2 separate regions of the Homo sapiens genome follow, and region 1 is linked to region 2. A link is a contact called in ENCODE Hi-C or POLR2A ChIA-PET data. All regions are on one chromosome and are shown on one strand. The core of a region is the stretch at or near the end of the contact, and the rest is flanking DNA. Distances in the headings are between cores, read along the strand shown.

Evidence for each region. Hi-C counts contacts between places; a loop is a spot of excess contacts on that map. ChIA-PET counts read pairs that join two places held with the same protein, here RNA polymerase II (POLR2A). Pooled maps may share reads with other maps.
Region 1: a map of CD8-positive, alpha-beta T cell shows a loop between it and region 2 (18-fold over the local background). The contact joins the promoter of TAF5 here to the promoter of ERLIN1 in region 2. A Hi-C loop is called at or near these places in 1 of 168 maps with a recorded cell type or tissue (CD8-positive, alpha-beta T cell), 1 of 37 single-sample maps with no recorded cell type and 3 of 50 pooled maps. POLR2A ChIA-PET finds 5 or more read pairs at or near these places in 2 of 52 experiments (H1 and activated CD4-positive, alpha-beta T cell).

The regions. Positions count from the first base shown.
Region 1 is chr10:103,364,265-103,371,887 of GRCh38, forward strand. It overlaps TAF5 (TATA-box binding protein associated factor 5), which reads left to right and starts at 3,712. Exons shown (of 11, transcript NM_006951.5): 1 at 3,712-4,284. The coding sequence starts at 3,726. RefSeq lists enhancers at 3,528-3,822, 3,575-3,814, 4,945-5,014 and a silencer at 3,945-4,484.
Region 2 is chr10:100,182,067-100,188,841 of GRCh38, forward strand. ERLIN1 (ER lipid raft associated 1) reads right to left here and starts at 3,963. Exons shown (of 11, transcript NM_006459.4): 1 at 3,448-3,963; 2 at 1,690-1,771. The coding sequence starts at 3,560. It overlaps CHUK (component of inhibitor of nuclear factor kappa B kinase complex), which reads right to left. Exons shown (of 21, transcript NM_001278.5): 21 at 6,234-6,775. RefSeq lists a silencer at 3,861-4,010 and an enhancer at 4,181-4,330.

The DNA of each region.
Region 1 (7,623 bases), core at 2,462-4,961, 3.2 Mb after region 2:
GGTGGATCACGAGGTCAGGAGTTTGAGACCAGCCTGGCTAGCATGGTGAAACCCTGTCTCTACTAAAAATACAAAAATTAGCTAGGTATGATGGTGCACGACTGTAGTCCCAGCTACTTGGGAAGCTGAGGCAGGAGAATTGCTTGAACCTGGGAGGCGGAGGTTGCAGTGAGCCGAGATCACACCACTGCACTCCAGCCTGGGCGACAGAGCAAGACTCCGTCTCAAAAAAAAAAAAAAGAAAAAGAAAGTGTGAGGGGTTATAGAATTATTACTATTATTATTTTTTAAACACAGGGTTAACCAGGTGCGGTGGCTCATTCCTGTAATCCCAGGAGTTTGGGAGGCTGAGGCGGGAAGATCACTTAAGGTCAGGAGGTTGAGACCAGCCTGGCCAACATGACAAAACCGCATCTCTACTAAAAATATAAAAATTAGTTGGGCATGGTAGTGCACACCTGTAATCCCAGCTACTCGGGAGGCTGAGGCATGAGAATCACTTGAACCTGGGAGGTGGAATTTGCAGTGAGCTGAGATTGAAAAAAAATTAATTCAGGCCGGGCGCGGTGGCTCACGCCAGTAATCCCAGCACTTTGGGAGGCCGAGGCGGGCGGATCACGAGGTCAGGAGATCGAGACCATCCTGGCTAACACGGTGAAACCCTATCTCTACTGAAAATACAAAAAATTAGCCAGGCATGGTGGTGGGCGCCTGTAGTCTCAGCTACTCGGGAGGCTGAGGCAGGAGAATGGCCTAAATCCAGGAGGTGGAGCTTGCAGTGAGCTGAGATCCGGCCACTGCACTCCAGCCTGGGCGACAGAGTGAGACTCCGTCTCAAAAAAAAAGAAAAAAAAAAAAAGAAAAAAAATTAATTCAGTTAAGATCAATTTAATGGGTCACACTCAGTATTTTATTTTATTTATTTATTTATTTATTTTTTTGAGCTGGAGTCTCGCTCTGTGGCCCAGGCTGGAGTGCAATGGCACAATCTCGGCTCACTGCAACCTTCATCTCAGCTCCTAAAGTGCTGGGATTACAGGCATGAGCCGCCACCCCTATCCCTAGATTAGCTTTGCATTTCAGTCTCGGGATCACTTTTGAACATTATGCTTGCACTTTCTTAATCAAACATTTACAGAACACCTTTTAAAGTGAAGTAGAAATAACCAATGGTTATTTATTACATACTAGGTATTGCATATGCATTACCTCATTTAATTCTCAAAACACTATGACGTAACTACTATTATTTTTTTGTTAGAAATTGGGCAACTGGGGCCAGGCGTGGTGGCTCACGCCTGTAATCCCAGCACTGTGGGAGGCCGAGGCAGGTGGACCACCTAAGTTCGGGAGATCGAGACCAGCCTAACCAACATGGAGAAACCCTGTCTCTACTAAAAATACAAAATTAGCTGGGCCTGATGTGGCACATGCCTGTAATCCCAGCTACTCGGGAGGCTGAGGCAGAATAATTGCTTAAACCTGAGTGGTGGAGGTTGCAGTGAGCCGACATGGCGCCATTGCACTCCAGCCTGGGCAACAAGAGTGAAACTCCGTTTCAAAAAAAAAAAAAAAAAATTAGGCAACTGGGACATAGTAAATTAAGTAACTTGCTCCAGGTTATTCAGCCAGTAAGCAAGGTCAAGCCAGGTGGTCTGTGCCTGTAGTCTCAGCTACTTGGGAGGCTGAGGTGAGAGACTGCTTGAGCCCAGGAGTTCAAGGCCAGCCTAGGCAATATAGTAAGGCTTCAGATCTCTAATTAATAAAATAAAATATTTTTTAAAAGTAAGCAGGGTCAAAGGACGCTGGTAAGACCTCAAAACCAATAACTTGAACGGCTGTGCTAGATTTTCCCAATGTCTCAGGCTCACTTTTCTCGTCTGTACCTATTCCACAGAGTTACAAGTTTCCAATGAGATAAAATATGCAGGAGGGTTTTATAACCTATGAAGCACATTGCAAAATGGCATATATGATTTTTTTTTTTTTTTTTTTTTTTCCTGAGACGGAGTTTTGTTCTTGCTGCCCAGGCTGAAGTGCAATGGTGCGATCTCGGCTCACTGCAACCTCCGCCTCCTGGGTTCAGGTGATTCCTCTGTTTCAGCCTCCCGAGTAGCTGGGATTACAGGTGCCCGCCACCACACCTGGCTAAATTTTTATATTTTTAGTAGAGATGGCGTTTCATCATGTTAGCTAGGCTGGTCTCGAACTCCTGACCTCGGGTGATCCACCCGCCTCGGCCTCCCAAAGTGCTGGGACTACAGGTATGTGCCACTGCGTGTGGCCATGATTTTTAAATATACAATTAAAATGGTTTATTTGTAATAACGGATAATAGCATGAATACATAACGTACATATTTCACAACCACAACATTCTGGTATTTAAAAACTTTTTTTTTGAGACGGAGTCTCGTACTGTCGCGCAGGCTGGAGTGCAGTGGCGGGATCTCGGCTCACTGCAACCTCCGTCTCCCGGGTTCAAGCTCTTCTTCTGTCTCAGCCTCCCGAGTAGCTGGGATTACAGGGGCGCACCACCATGCCTGGCTAATTTTTTGTATTTTTAGTAGAGGCGGGGTTTTGCCGTGTTGGTCAGGCTGGTCTCTAATTCCTGATCTCATGATCCGCCCGCCTCGGCCTCCCAAAGTGCTGGGGTTACAGGCGTGAGCCACCGCACCTGGCGTTAAAAACTTTTTATTGAAATGTAATGTATACGGGCCAGGCGCAGTGGTTCACGCCTGTAATCCCAGCACTTTGGGAGGCTGAGGCCGGTGGATCACCTGAGGTCAGGAGTTGGAGACCAGCCTCGCCAACATGGCGAAACCCTGTCTCTACTGAAAATACAAAAATTAGCCGGGCGTGGTGGCACACGTCTGTAATCCCAGCTACTCGGGAGGCTCAGGCAGGAGAATCGCTTGAACCCAGGAGGCAGAGATTGCAGTGAGCTGAGATCGGGCCACTGCACTCCAGCCTGGGCGACAGAGCGACACTCCGTCTCAAAAGTTAAATAAATAAATAAATGTAATGTAATGCATGCAGCTCGATTAACTTTTACAAAAGTAAAAATGACAAAAAAAAAAAAAAAGTAAGCACTATTCAGGTCAAAATGTAAAACTACCAGTATCTCGGAAGCCTCCCTCTGGCAAATGGTATATGTTTTTGAGTTAAATACGTGGATTCGAATGTTGACATTTGGACTTTCTTCTTGCCTCTGGTAAGTTATTTAACCTCTCTTGGTTTCAACTGAGCCATCTGCGAGGTGGGGATAATATTACCTCATAAGATTATTTAATTGTAGCAGGGCGTGGTGGCGCATGCCTGTAATCCTAGCTACTGGGGAGGCTGAGGCAGGAGAATCGCTTAACAGCCTGGGCGACAAGAGCGAAACTCCGTCTCAAAAAAAAAAAAAAGAAAAAAGAAAAAGATTATTGAATTGAAGGAGATCACATAATGTAAAACATCTATCATAATGCCTAAATATAGCTGGCCTGCAATAAATGGCAATTATTCTCAGGCAAATGTAATAGGTGGTCACCAATGCCCACTTCCTGCCTTTCTTTCGCTCGGTTTTGAAAGTTGCTCTCTTTCCTATTCCGTTTCTCCTTCCTTTTCGCTCCTCCTACTGCCGTAAATGGCCTACTAGAGTTGTCGTGAAATGCTCCTCCCCGCCCTCCATGTGGCGAAAATGCAATCACGCTTGACGGCGCGAGGTGGCTCAGCCGCAAGATGGCGGCGCTGGCGGAGGAGCAGACGGAGGTGGCGGTCAAGCTAGAGCCTGAGGGACCGCCAACGCTGCTACCTCCGCAGGCGGGGGACGGCGCAGGCGAGGGTAGCGGCGGCACTACCAACAACGGCCCCAACGGCGGCGGCGGGAACGTTGCGGCGTCGTCGTCCACTGGCGGGGATGGCGGGACCCCCAAGCCCACGGTGGCTGTCTCCGCCGCTGCCCCGGCGGGGGCGGCCCCGGTGCCCGCCGCTGCTCCGGACGCCGGCGCTCCGCATGACCGACAGACTCTACTGGCCGTGCTGCAGTTCCTACGGCAGAGCAAACTCCGCGAGGCCGAAGAGGCGCTGCGCCGTGAGGCCGGGCTGCTGGAGGAGGCAGTGGCGGGCTCCGGAGCCCCGGGAGAGGTGGACAGCGCCGGCGCTGAGGTGACCAGCGCGCTTCTCAGCCGGGTGACCGCCTCGGCCCCTGGCCCTGCGGCCCCCGACCCTCCGGGCACTGGCGCTTCGGGGGCCACGGTCGTCTCAGGTTCAGCCTCAGGTCCTGCGGCTCCGGGTAAAGGTGAGCCGTGGGGTCCCGGGTAGGTACGGCCGCCGCGAAGGGGAGCAAGCCGGTAAGGCAGGGGCTGGCAGGCCTGCACCTCTGCGGGCTTGTTTTGAATTTCCTGGGCCCGCCTCTAGGGCCACATGCCCGCCCCTTTCTCTAGTGCGCGGGCTGCGCAGTCAAACCCCCTTCCGAGCTGTCAGTTCCAGTGAGAAGCTGAGGAGAGCTGTTGAGCAGAGGGATGTATGGGGAAGGTGAGCGCGGAGAGGCGGGATCTTCACGCTCTTGGTCCCTTTCCTTTCATTTGGGCTTTTGAGCCTTGGGCAGGTCCGCATGACACTAACAGTGTTTGTACAGTTTCGTACTAGCGTACTTTAAGTACTGTAAGTACTTTATTTTCTCTTTATTTCTTTAGTTCCTCTTAAAAGATGTGTTGATAAATACTTTATAGATTTTTTTTTTTTTTGAGACGGAAACTTGCTCTGTTGCCCAGGTTGGAGTGCAGTGGCGCAATCTTGGCTCACTGCAACCTCCGCCTCCCGGGTTCAAGCAATTCTCCTGCCTCAGCCTCCCGCGTAGGTGGGACTACAGGCTCCTACTGCCACGGCCGGCTAATTTTTGTATTTTTAGTAGAGGCGGGCTTTCACCATGTTGGTCAGGCTGGTCTCGAAATCCTGACCTCAGATGATCCACCTGCCTCGGCCTCCTACAGTGCTGGGATTACAGGCGTGAGACACCGCGCCCGGCCGCCATACAATATACCCTTGTAACAGTCCTGCACATCATGTACCCCCTGAATCTCAGCTAAAAGTTGAATTTTTTTTCTTTTTCTTTTTTTCTTTTTTTGAGACGGAGTCTTGCTCTGTCGCCCAGGCTGGAGTACAGTGGCGTGATCTTAGCTCACTGCAACCTCTGCCTCCCAGATTTAAGCGATTCTCCTGCCTCAGCCTCCCGAATAGGTGGGACTACTGGCACGCGCCACCACGCCCGGCTAATTTTTAAAAATATATTTTTAGTAGAGATGGGGTTTCGCCATATTGGTCAGGCTGGTCTTGAATTCCTGACCTCGTGATGCACCCACCTCTGCGTCCCAAAGTGCTGGGATTACAGGCATGAGCCACCGCACCCGGCTGAAATTTTAAAAATATATATGGGCTGAGTACCACCAGTGTTAAGTCTTTGGAGGATGCAGGTTCCTGGGCATCACTTCAGACTTAGTGAATCAGGTCCTCTAGAGGTGGAATCTGGGAATCTTCACTTTTGAATAAGTGCTTCTAAGGAGTATTGACATATGGCAGCTTGAGAGCCATGTGTTTAGGCATGGGCATTGGACAGACCTTTTTGTCTTTGCTGCATTTACTTGTGTGATGCTGATTGTCATTATTTTTTTAGTTTTTAATTTTTTTTACCTTCGTATTGGCCGGGCGTCGTGGCTCATGCCTGTGAATCTCAGCACTTTGGGAGGCTGAGGCGGGTGGATCACCTGAGGTCAGGAGTTTGAGACCAGGCTGGCCGACATGGCGAAACCCCCTTTCTACTAGAAATACAAAAATTAGCCGGGCGTGGTGGCGCATGCCTGTAATCCCAGCTACTTGGGGGGCTGAGGCAGGAGAATCACTTGACCCCGGGAGGCTGAGGTTGCAGTGAGCCAAGATTGCGCCACTGCACTCCAACCTGGGTGATAGAACGAGACTCTGTCTCAAAAAAAAAATTTTTTTTTTACATTAATATTGTCAGGAGGCAGGTCATTCTCATGTTGAATTTTCTCTCTCTATTAAATGAGTGGTTATGAGGCTTTTTTTTTTTTTTTTTTTTGACTGAGTCTCGCTCTGTCGGCCAGGCTGGAGTGCAGTGGTGTGATCTTGGCTCACTGCAACCTCCGCCTCCCAGGTTCAAGCGATTCTCCTGCCTCAGCCTCCCGAGTAGGTGGGACCACAGGCACGTGCCACCATGCCTGGCTAATTTTTTTTGTATTTTTATTAGAGACGGGGTTTCACCGTGGTAGCCAGGATGGTCTCGATCTCCTGACCTTGTGATCCACCCGCCTTGGTCTCCCAAAGTGCTGGGATTACAGGCGTGAGCCACCGTGCCCGGCCACTTGAGGCACTTATAATATCTATATGTAAAATGTTTGGTATGGATAAGTTTATGCCTCTGTGTATGTACCTGAAACCTGAGCCCCTCCTTTCTCCCAGCAACTGTTGTCACAAATCCATGCAGTAAAACTCATATACCGTATAAGGTATCAAAGGTGATCCTGAGCTAACAATAAATGTTTATTGAATTACCCAGTGCAGAGCTTTTAGCCAAATTAGTCTGTATGAGGCCTAATTTTTGCAGCATTGCCAGAAATGAAGTATTCATACATAGCATTGTATTCATACCTCATTGTAATCCGTAAATAGAAATGTGTGCAGATGTGATTGAAGGCCGGGCTCGGTGGCTCACGCCTGTAGTCCCAGCACTTTGGGAGGCCAAGGCGGGTGGGTCACTTGAGGTCAGGAGATCAAGACCAGCTTGGCCAACATGGTGAAACCCCATCTCTACTAAAAATACAAAAAAATTAGCTGGGCGTGGTGGCATGTGCCTGTTGCCCCAGCTACTCAGGAGGCTGAGGCAGGTGAACCACTTTAACCCAGGCGGCAGAAGTTGCAGTGAGCTGAGATCAAGCCATTGTGCTCTGGCACGGGTGACAGAGCAAAACTCCGTCTTTACAAAAAAAAAAAAAAAGAGAGAGGAATCTTTTTTGAATGTTGAATTTTGTGAATGAACTATAAGATGAATTATATTGTTGGTTATTTTGCTGTAATCTCAGATCTCTTCAGAAACTTGACCTAATTATAGATCATAACTGAGAAATCAGTAAGGAGGAAAAGAGGCCATCAGAGTAACCAAAGAAATTATCACATTTCTGCAGTAAAGAGCAAAGTGTACTATAATGGCAACTTACAGAAATTTCCAACAACCAAATTCTGATTTAATTGACAGATTAATTGACTGATTTAATTGACAGATGTATTGTTAGGTGGTGCTGTATTACCAATAAATACTTACGTTTTCTGTTTTGAAGTGGTGGTTATGGAAATTGTCTTAAGCATATAACTATCTTTTGAAGATATAAATAAGGCATGGTCCTTCCCACCCTTAAGTACTTACATTTTGTAAGGGGTAAGAGATGTATATAATGTGAAGGGAACACAGGATAGGATATGTTACAAGAATGTTACACAGTGCTTGGGTGGCCCAGAGAGCTGGGAATGTTACTGCAGTGCATGGCTTGGTCGTGGTGGGTGCCATTTGCACAGAGCATTGAGAGAAAGTTAATGTAGTTGTTTGATTTGCACATATCTTTTATAC
Region 2 (6,775 bases), core at 2,713-5,212:
CTGTTTACTATTATCTATATCTCCTTTATTTATATTTTTGCATCAGTATGACTTAACATACTAAGCATGAAGGCAGAGACAGATCTACCTGGTTTTGAACAAGATCTATTTGTTAGAGCCTTGATTTTTTTTTTTTTTTTTTTTTAAGAGACGGAGTTTCCCCATGTTGCCCAGGCTGGTCTCAAACTCCTAGGCTCAAGTGATCCACCTGCTTCAGCCTCCCAAAGTGCTCGGATTACAGGCATGAGCCACTGCGCCGGGCCTTAGAGTCTTGATTTTTAAGGGTCTAATGCTGCCATTGCTAACATTATTATAGATTGTTTCGGCTGTTGATGAGGTTATGTAATTAAAATTCCTCCTTTCACAGAAGACTAACTGAAGTCTATGACAGTTAAGCAATTTTTCCAAAGTCATGCCACCAACTGGCGGTAACGCTGGGTCCCCATGTTCATTACACCACATTGCTTCCTGAGAAATCAGCTCAATTTAACAACTTCCACCATAAATAGAAAGCCAGAAATATAAATGTGTTACAACTCCTGCCTTTAAGAAAACTGGAGCCTTTCTGGAAAGAAAACACATAAAAAAACTTAGCAAACAATGCAAGACAACAATATTAAAGAAAATAAGACAAAGGGCCAAAATTTACAATATAGACTTTAAGAGCTATAGATCAGAAGAGGAAGAATCTGGGATGAGCCTTTAAAAGCCTGGCAAGATTTAGACAGGAGAAAAGGAATGGAGAGTGAGATGGCAGATAAAGAAGTGATGGCATGAACTAAGGAAAGAATGGGTAAAATAAATATGGAACAACATATGGAAATCAGTCTGATTAGGGGAAGAATACATTTCACTTCAGTAGACACAATTCTTTCCCTAAGCCATCTAAAAGGGGACAGGAAGAAAACCTAGGGGATTTAAGAATTTATAATTAAACTCTCACTTAGCAGGAAGCCTAGACATAAGATTACAAGATTAAATAACACAGAATTTTCCTGAGTCCTGAAAAATTAGCAGCAGATGGCAGACAAACTTCTGAATCCAAAGATTTATGATCACACTGGGCTTGCGAAAGTGGTCACAGCCTAATCCTGGTTTTGTCATCTTGTTACATTGAAAGATACTTATTTTATTGTCTCCCATGGCCAAGACACTTTTCGAGGATTAGACACTTATTTCAAATATCCCGGGATGCCATCAAAATATAACATTCACTAAGGTTCCACATAAAATTGTGCTTAATATACCAGGCAAAAAAACATGAGGCAGAAAGGCTGTGTATAAAAATTTTGATCCTCCATGTTAACAGTAGCCCAGGAGCCTGCCTCTATGGAAACTAAACACTGTTCTAAACCACATAATCACTGGTTTGTATGTCTAGTTGTGTTTCTAATTCTTACTTTTATTGTGACAGCAGCAACAGAAAATTTGCTATATACCACGATATAGATGGTAGAAGTCAGTCCTTCCAAGCTTCCTGGTTCATACCTTTAATTCATTTCAAGTAAGTGAGGTGGTTTAACATCATAACTTGTGTTGTAACAACTGTACTCTGAACGTTAACTTCTGCATTTAAGTAAATACCACCATCTGCTTAAGCAATAAGGAAATCTATCTCCACCCACAAGTGTGGTAACTCCTGTCATGCCTGTCTATCTGGTATGGAGGCTTCCCCTAGGAATCACTCACCTGCACAGATCTGAACGTAGTAATGAAAGGCAACATGATATGATAGCCTGGTCCACTGGGGCTAGTTAGTAAAGCTCCTCCCCTGCAAAAAGATGTTTCAATTTGACAAAATTATAAAAAGAAAAATTATCTTTCCAAATCTAAAATGCTATAATAAATACTCACTCTTGCTCATGCTGCTGACCTACTAAAGCCTCACTAATATGAATTGCTCATAATGAACAACTGCTTAAAATACCTCCACACCTAAAAAGGGAAAAAGATCAAATTAAACTGCCAATGTTACACCTTGTTTCATAAGCTCAACCAACCGTACCTCTGGGTCTCCAGCACTGCTCTAAGGTTCAAAGGATTCTCCTCGGTCTTTAACCTTCTGAGAAATATTTGTTTAAAAAATTCTAATGGCTTTCAGTAGAGGTACATTAATAGTACATAACAAGAGCCAAATCAAAATATATAATACATTTAATCACCAGGTTGAAAAAAAGACAATGCAAACTTTGAAGTAAAGAGAAAATTTCTGAGGCTTATAATTCTTTCGATCTATCTACAAGGTAATTAAAATACTGGGAACATAAAATTTCTATATAAAAACAAAAAATTAGCATGAAAAGATGAAGGGTGACAAGACTATACAAATAAATAGCATAAGGGCTTGTTAACCAAATCCTGGAATGTGAAAACTATGAAAGCAAGCCCTGGAAATTATAAAAAGGAGGCATTTGGGGAGCAAAGAAAACAAAGTCCTATTTTGCACCTTGTAAATTCATAGAACTTAGCTACCGGTCTTGAAAATATAAACACATTTGCAAGGTCATAATAACAAGGAAAGATGAACTGTTTGAGGTTCATTACTAATTCTTTGAGTCATTCCTTGAAATGTCCTTTCTCTGGTTTTACTGTCAGAAAGACAATGCTTTTAAACTGGAAGGAAATCTGGACTAATCTGTAATTTCTTATGTAGAGCTCCATCTGCTAAGATATACCATTAAAATTGCTCTTTTTCTAGGATTCAGGATGGATTTGAAAGTAGAAATATCAGTTTTGAGGGATAGTGGAAACAAGCAAAAAGTTGACGCTCTTTTTGAATACACCATTATCCCAATTTCTCCACAAACTGGCCTCTCTTACTAGTCTGTATCAAAAGGAACTTGTGGTAATTAGGCTGAAGGAAAAGCTAAGCGAGCTCAACAAGAGAGCAACAGCTCCCACACCACTCCTGTCCCCAACTTGAACAGCAACAGTAAGGAGGGAGGAGCATGGCCCATCAGTGTTGTGCTTATGTCCCTGGAGGTCCAGGGACATAAGCACCATCACAGTCATCATGGTGTTACAAGACGTAACCAGACACTGGAAGCTTTTAAATGAAAAAGTCTAAGAAACAACCATAAACATACAGCATCTACAGCGGCAAACTAAAGCCTGTACAGTTGAACGAACTATAATTTATCCATCTCTTCAGTTAGAGGTAGAGTGACTACTTCCTTTCTTCCTTCTTCATTTTTCTACAAATAATTGAGTTTGCTGTGTATAGGAATAACCGTAGGGAGACTTAATCTCTGCAACAAAACGAACATAGCACTAAAACTGTCCAACATCTGGAGGGTGCTCCGCAAAAGCCCGCTTCGACCCCCGTGCTCTCCCTAGAGATGGGACATGCGCCCCCGAACGTTGCAGAGGGAACAACTTCCCAGACTCCACTCTGGAGTACCCTTTTAATCTGCTCTAGAGCCCTAACTGACTGCACATGCCGCTCACCTGTAGTACACAGCCAGATGGCCCTCCTCAATCTTGTGGATGGAGGCGTAGAGCAGGACAGCCACCAACCCCACCACTGCAGCCACCAGAACCCGGGCTTGAGTCATATTCATTCTCGTTCCTCCTGGGAGCGGGAGAAAAGGACCCTCAGTCCCGTGAGTGACAGGTCCACCCCCTCCAGTTTCTACCCTCTCCCTCCGGAAACTTGGCGCTCTCTCGCAGGCTGAGCCGGGGAGTCCAGTACCCCTGTCCCCTCATTCTTCCCTTCTGGCTGAGCCCGCTGACCCCTTGCCAACTCCTCCGCCCCCGGAGGCCAGTGGGCCGCCCCTGCTCGGTGAGCTTCCTGAAACTCCCTCTCCCAAGGGTCGCTCCCGGGTGGAAGGCACTAACTGAGAAGAAGCCCAGCCGCAGGCTCGCGAGGAAAGCCGACCCCTCGGCCGCGCCTCACCGATCAGTGACGCATCGCCCCCGCCCGCACGTGCAGCCGACTCCCGCGCCGAGCCAACCGCCGCCAACAGCCGGCCCCGCCCACTCGCCCAGCACTGCGGCTGCGCGGGGACGCACACGGCGTAGCCCCGGCCCGCGGCTAGTGAGACGGGGAGCGCATGGGACAAAATTCTCCTAGCCGCGGGCCGCGCAGGCTCCTTTGGAGGCAAGTCGCTTTCTGTACACTGCTGGTTAACTGCTTCGGAAGAGGACAGCCCGCAGTCTGGAGTGAGCAGCGAAGCAGAGAAAAGGAGACGCCCTTTCGGACAAGGGACTGGTTGGTTTGTTCTTGTGCAGAGAACCCACTCGCTCACTCTCAAACGGTAGCTGTTCGGTTTATTTGTCCTTTTGCAGTGTATGCGGAGCCCCACTGTGTGGCACGCACTTGCTTCCGGCAGAGATCCTGCCCTTCAGGAGCAACTAAACTTGTTGCAAATAAAGTGCTGTGAAAGTTCAGAAGAGGAAGATATTAGATATAACGGCATCATTCTCTCGTTTTTTAAGTGTTCCTATTATGTGCCAGAATGCTGGTCCAGTGAGGGCTTTATGAAGGCCATCCAGACTACAGGAACAGAATTGCTAAGCACATGGGGCGGGAGGCGGAGGGAATCCTCCAGGGAGACCAAAGTAAGTACTTCAGTTTCCTTGAAGGCTTGTGTGATGGGAAGGAGTGCTATGGTAGGCGTCACTACATATTCTGTTCGTTTTAAATTAAAAAACCATGGGCACATATTGCCAAAAATAAAAAAGGGAAGGAAAAAGGTATAGTTGGGAGATAGATGAATACAAGAGAAATTAAGGACATTAATGGTTTAAGCCTTGAAAGGCTAGAGGTGGAACTATAACTGGACAAGGTGGACTAGGGTTGTAAAGTCCTCTAACCCAGCGGACGGGGTGGGGGTGTGTGTGGGTTGGGGATGAAACTGTTCCACTTCAGATCATCAGGCATTAGATTCTCACAGGGAGCCGGCAAACCTCACATGTGCAGTTCACAATAGGGTTCGCGTGCCTATGAGAATCTGATGCCACTCGCTAATCTGACAGCAGGCAGAGCTCAAGGCGATAATGCTCACTCGCCCGCCGCTCACCTCCTGCTATCCGGCTTGGTTCCTAACAGGCCACTGTCTGGTTCCGGTCCGCGGCCCAGGGCTTGGGGACCCCTGCCCTCTTGGGTAGGGAAGTATGGGAAAGCAGTGCTTTAGGGCCAATGAATCTATAAAACGGCTGAAAGTGGAGACAGACTGTTGGCAAGGAAGTCAAGTGGTTAGGAAACTGCAGGCCCAGGGTTACTTAGTAGTGGAAGTAAGAAGAGGTAAATAGAATCAATCCGTCTTCATTAAAGCAAGACTTCCCAGACCACTCTACCCACACCCTTCAATAAATACACTTACCTGTATCATTCATTTGATTTTTATTATCTAGGAATGTCTGGGACCTTATCTGTTCCAAATAAATGATATTTGCAGAGCTTAGCTATTTTAACTTCCAAAAAGCAAAAAGAATGGAAAATAACTTGCTCCATACCCTGTTTTCTGTAGACATTCTCTGAAGTTTTTCATAATATTGCTTAAAGAATGAAATGTATACAATTCACAACTGCCATTCCCCTCTGAAAAGTTGTTACCCACCAAAAAATAGTGGTCCAACTCATGCATCAAAAGCAAGTTTGGGGATCCCACTATAATAGTCTGTTCTGACTCACACCATCTGCCCAAATTATATAGATCAGGCTGCCCTGACATAACCCCAGCCACACACCAGCAGCGGCCCCCACGCTATAACAAATCTTTAACCAATTATTAAAATATTAGAAAATGCATGACCATTGAAAATAATCCTTAACAATAATTGCAATGCTTGGATGGCTTGTAATGTTCAGACTCCCAGATAAGCACTTTTACTATACTGCCTATGTTGTTTCAGATCTTGCCATCTAGCTTAATACCCTCCAAGTAACAGGTACCCAATAAATGTTTATTACTAAAATCTTCTAAAACCAGGGAAACAAGAGAGAGACTGCCTATTATAATAGATGACGAACAGTGATATGTGATGACTAAAAAATTTGGTTGACTAGGAAAATGATACCACTAGCAAAAATGGGGATGGTGGGGCTGTGACATCAGTTTATAGGGCAAGAATCGAGCATGTTTTTTAGATGTAGATAGTGGTGATAGGACATCTCAGAGGAAAACACTCTTAAAGAAGTTGCCCAATACTACCTTTACCATAAGTCCTATTATTCCTAAGGAAAGTACAGTTATTCTATGCTCTTAATTCCACTTCATGGAACCTTCATATTTTCCTAAGCCATATTCAACTGTTTTATTATAATCTGATTTTTATAATGAATAGAGATCAAGAAAGTAATTTAAAAACCATTTAATACACAAAGTGAAAAACTATTAGAATATAAAAGCATTTCACATTTTTTAAGACAAATAATATCTTCTAAATTACTTAGCAGATGATAGAGGTCCACAGTCCTTTCTCTGAAACCCTTGGGGCAAGTTGTTTCAGAATTATGAAATTTTAGATTTTAGAAAAGTAGTTTTGTGCATATACCATACTACATTAACCAGCCCTCACCACAGTCTGTGGCAGCAGCCCTCCCTCTCATCATCAAGCAGCAAAATAAAGGAATATTCACACTAAATGGGATAAAAAGATTCAAGGTCAGTTCAGATTAGATTGCAAGCAAATGAATTTTGTCACCAAGCTTATGGAAACCTTGTTTTCAGAGCTTTTTGGATTTTGGAATTACAATTACAGATAAAGGAGTGCAGACCTTTATAAATTTGTATGACAAGACATGAAAGATTGTTTAAACAAATGACTCATT